Linked DNA regions of Homo sapiens: region 1 is linked to region 2. Evidence: read pairs that join two places in POLR2A ChIA-PET (ENCODE). Cell type or tissue: Panc1. All regions are shown on one strand.

What was found. Peaks named below come from ENCODE experiments on the same cell type or tissue, not always from the same donor. Only the 100,000 strongest peaks of a DNase experiment are listed, where the experiment ranks them.
Region 1: POLR2A ChIA-PET joins it to region 2 with 12 read pairs; 5 of 35 experiments call an interaction of 5 or more read pairs at or near these places.

What each region holds. Positions count from the first base shown.
Region 1 is chr11:74,239,805-74,242,304 of GRCh38, reverse strand. The region is part of intron 9 of PPME1 (protein phosphatase methylesterase 1); the gene reads right to left. Among named protein-coding and RNA genes, the nearest start is that of PPME1, 70 kb to the right of the region's middle. In Panc1, no CTCF peak of the experiment used is centred here; no DNase peak of the experiment used is centred here.
Region 2 is chr11:74,507,932-74,510,431 of GRCh38, reverse strand. LOC124902712 (a long non-coding RNA gene) reads right to left here. Exons shown (of 2, transcript XR_007062776.1): 2 at 323-1,720. Among named protein-coding and RNA genes, the nearest start is that of LIPT2, 15 kb to the right of the region's middle. In Panc1, no CTCF peak of the experiment used is centred here; no DNase peak of the experiment used is centred here.

The DNA of each region.
Region 1 (2,500 bases), 270 kb after region 2:
AAATAAAATCTAACATTTATAGTCAATTGATTTTCAGCAAAGGTGCCAAGACAATTAAATGGGGAAAAAGGAGCCTTTTCAATAAATGGAGCTGGGACAGGCTGTTTATTGGGTATCTACATGCAAAAGAATGAAGTTGGTTCCATTCCTGATATCATACACAAACATTAACTCAAAATGGAACATAGGCCTAAATGTAAGAGCTAAAACAAGAAAATTCTTAGAAGAAAACATAGGTATAAATCTTCATGACTTTTAGGCAAAGACTTCTTAGATATAATACCAAAAGTACAAGGGACAAAAAGAAAAATAAATTGAATTTCATCAAAATTAAAAACGTCTATACTTCTAAGAATGCCATCAAGAAAGTGAAAAGACAACCCATGGAATGGGAGAAAGTATTTGCAAATTAGGGATCTGTATCTAGAATATATATAGAACTCTTAAAATTCAGTAATAAAATCAAATAACCCAAGTAAAAAATGGGCAACGTATCTAACAAACATTTCTCCAAAGAAGATATATAAGTGGACAATAAGCACATGAAAAGAAACTCAATATCAGCAGTCATTAGGAAAATGAAAATCAAAACCACAATCAGATATCACTTCATACACACTAGGATGGCTATAATCAAAAAGAGAGAAAATAACAAGTGCTGACAAGGATACTGAGAAACTGGAACACGCATACACTGCAAGTGCGAATGTAAAAGGGTGCACCTGCTTTGGAAAACGGTCTGTCAGTTCCTCAAAAGGTTAAATATAGTTACCATATGATCGATCAGTTCCACTCCCAGCTGTGTACCCAAGACAAATAATAAAAGCCTATATCCACACAAAAAGTTGCACACAAATGTTCAAAGAAGTATTATTCATAATAGACAAAAAGTGGAAACAACCCAAATGTCCATCAAGCGATGAATGGATTAAAAACTGTGGTATAGCCATACAATGTCACATTATTCAACCATATAGAGAAATGAAGTATTTGATACGTGCTACAATATGGATGAACCCTGATAATTTTATTTTAAGAGAAAAGAAGCCAGTCACAAAAGACCACATATTATATAGTTCCATCTATATTTAATGTCCAGATTAGGCAAATCTATAGAGATTAGATTAGTGGTTGCCTAAGCTGGGAGGGTTGGGGAGAAATGGGGAGTGAATTCTCATGGACACTCCTTAATGTGCCTCAGTTCACCCTCTCAACAGAACTGCTGGAGTTTATGAAACCACATAATTGGGCTTATAAAAAAATACAAAGAAAAAATGAGTTAGAATTAAAAATCGAGGATCTGGGTGTGTTTTAGCTTTAACTTTTATGTGTGACCATGGGCAAGTATCTGTACCTAAGTTGTAAAATGGTGATAATACCTACAATGCAGAACTAAAATGAGAATTAGAGATGATAAATGTGAAGCATTCAGCATAGTGCTTAGCACATAATGGGTAAAAAGCAATTGATTATATTAAGAGTCTCAAATCTACTAAATGCGTTCTTGATTACCTTGGGCAAGTCTCTTAACTTCTGAGCCTCAGATTCTACACCATAATATGGGAGAAAAGATCTCTCCACACCTCATAAGGTGTTCAGAGGACCAAACAGACCATGCGTTATTTAAACCCTTGTAAACTCTAAAGAGGTACAAAGTATTACATTTCTGATCACTGTTTTAAAGATGGCAAGAAGATCCTCAAATTTAAAATACTGTTTAAAAATGTATTCTCCTTCTTGCTAACAGCAGCATCACCAAATGCAAAGGAGTAGGTCATTACATGTTCATTACCTGCCATTAGTAAGATGTTTATAATCGAAACCATCCCTAGTCTGCTGTTCATGAGCACTAAACATTTTCAAGAAAAAAGCACTTGTTACCACTACTTGCCTGGCAAGTACTCATAAAACACTATTTATACAACCCTGAGCTAAATGCAGAGGGAAATTCATGCAGAACATCAGTTTCTGCCACAAAATACACATTTTTTGTTTGTTTGGAATACAATTCTTGCACAGAGGACAACATGAGTCAACAGATGACTAGCAAAGGACCATAGTATTTCTGAGTGTGACTTATAAAATCAGTTCTATGACTTAATATGTACAACTTCAAAAAAAAAGTGCTAAGGTGTGTCATACAGACTTTCAGTGCTGTGTTGGAAAGACAGTGATACTAATTGAGGTCAGAAAGCTTCCCCAGGGAAGTTGGGTGTGGTGGCACGCACCTGTAGTCCCAGCTACAGCTACTGGGGAGGCTGAGGTGGGATGATCACGTGAGCCAAGGAATTCAGCCTGGGCAACATAGCAAAACCCAGTCTCAAACGAAAAAAAAAAAAAAAAAAATGGAAAGAAAATTAAAGAGCTTCCTCAAGGAGAAAAACTTTGAAAGACAGATGGACAGGGTAAAATCTGCATGAGCTTAGGCCGGGCATGGTGGCTCACGCCTGTAATCCCAGCACTTTGGGAGGCCAAGGCGGGTGGATCACGAGGTCAGGAG
Region 2 (2,500 bases):
TTCAGTGTCTCTTTCCATGATATGAAGTAAAACCAGGTATTTTGAGTGCTCACCTGATTTTTGGTTCTAGTGAAGGTGGTTTTTTGTGTAGATAGTTGTTGAATTTCTTGTTCCTGCAGGGAGGACAATTGGTGGGACCTTCTAGTCTTCCACCTTGCACCAACTTCTATGGTACTTTTTATTGAAAGTAAGCAAAATATCAAAGATGACTGAATTTAATGGATGTCATGGAAAGGAATGGCTCATGGACAGGAATATATGAGTAAAAGGGAATATATGGTTCATCAATAATTATATATTTCATAAGTTTTGGACAATAAGGTCAAAAACAAAATAACCTTTATTGGGACACTGTAAGTTTTAGAGGTTTTTTTTTGGCATTGATTTCAATTTGGAAAAAGTTTGCTCTGCTAAGGCAGTAGCAACAGGGATTGTCAATAAAAATCTTAAAGTAACATTAGATTTTAAAAGTAGCATGAATTTTATATATTATGGTCAAATATAGGAACACATAATTACACAATACAAACTATATTTATATGTTAAAATAGATTTATAAAATGGTAAATACGTATAATACATTCTATTTTTATTTCATCATATAAATCACTACCACTCATATAATAATTTTCATCATTCCTTAACACAGTAGCTAAGTCCATAAAGAATCAATATCATGTATATGTAGGTCTACAACTAGACCTACCTACACTACAATATTAGAGTAGTATGAGTTGTTTAATATTGTTTAATATTAATGAGCTGCCACATGCAACTATTGCAAATAGTAAGCCATTCCTGAATTCCTCCAAAACTACAAATCGGAACACAAAAAGAAGCAAGAAAATGGACAATGCTTTTCTGGAAAATGATACCCCATTAGGCATTCATGTTATGTGAGAGAAAAGACTTCACAGGATTAATTGATGTGTGCTTTTCTTACCCAAGAGCTTCTGCCACTCACTTGCTTTCCTTACTCGAGAGCAGTGGCTGTTTCTGGTGTGAACAGCAGCACAACCCACAGAACTTTAGACACAGTCATGTGGTGGAAATGATGGAAATGGTCTCTACCCATGCTTGAATGGGTGGTGGTTACAGAGGTGTATACACTTGTGCAAGCTCCTCAAACTAGGCACTTACATGTGAGCATTTTACTCTATGTAAAATACATGATTTTTTGTTTTGAGGATGTAGGGCAAGATATGTGGGAAAGTGTTTCCCTGGGGCCTGAAGGTTGGAAGAAGGAGTGTTAGGTGTATGGAACACACAGTACCCATACTTAGCACAACTTCTCAATGTCATCTCTCACTTGGACTATAACAATCTTTTTTTTTTTTTTTTTTTTTTTTTGAGACAAGGTCTTGTTATGTTGCCCCAGGCTATAGTTCTGTGGTGTGAACACAGTTCACTGCAGCCTCAACCTCTTGGACTCAAGAGATCCTCTTGCCTCAGCTTCCCAAGTAGTTGGGACCACAGGCATGCACCATCACACCTGGCTGGTTTTTTACCTTTATTTTTTGTAGAGATGGGGTTCCACTATGTTGCCCAGGCTGGTCTCGAACTCCTGGGCTCAGGCGATCCTCTCGCCTCCACCTCCCAAAGTGCTGGGATTATACATACATAAGCCACCATGCCCAGCCAACAATGTCTTCTTAATAGGCCTCTCTGCCTTTACTCTTGCCTTCCTCAAGCCTGTTCTCCACATAACAACCAGCTTGATCTTAAAACAAAAATGGCATTGTGTCACTATCTTATTTAAAACCATTCAATTGCATTCCCTTTGCTCTTTAAGATGCAGACCAACAACCTGGAAGTGATTTTTAGGGTGTTCCATGACCTGGCCTCTGTGCATCTCTCTGGCCTCATTTCACAGCACCATCACTGAGCCTTCTGTTTTCCTAAAGCTGCCACCCTAAACCTTAACATGGGCTCTTCTCTCTGGCTGAATGGTTTTCTCCTGGATGGCACTGGTTTGTCCTTCAGCCTCCTCAGACCACGCTCCTGTTTTAGGCTCTATCACCAGACTCTGTCTAGTAATTTATTTTATTGTCACCAGGTTTGTTGGCTCCCCTACCACCACAAACAGGCAAGGACTGTTATAATCATTGCACTTCTAGCTCCTACTTCAATTCCTGCCACAATGAAAGGAGCTAGAAGTACAATGAATATAATAGTCCTTGTGTAAATATTGTTGGATAAATGAATTTGTTTATTTCTGGTGTTTATTTGAGATAGGGTCTTGCTCTGTCACTCAGGCTGGAATGCAGTGATGTAGTGATGGCTCACTGCAGCCTCGAATTCCTGGGCTTAAGTGATCTTCTCACCTCAGCCTCCCAAGTAGCTGGAACTACAGGCATATACCACCACACCTGGCTAATTTAAAAAAAAATTTTGTAGAGACAGGGTCTCACTATGCTGCCCAGGCTGGTCTCGAAATCCTAGCTTCAAGCAATCCTCCCACCTTAAGCCTCTCAAAGCACTGGGATTAAAGGAATGAGCC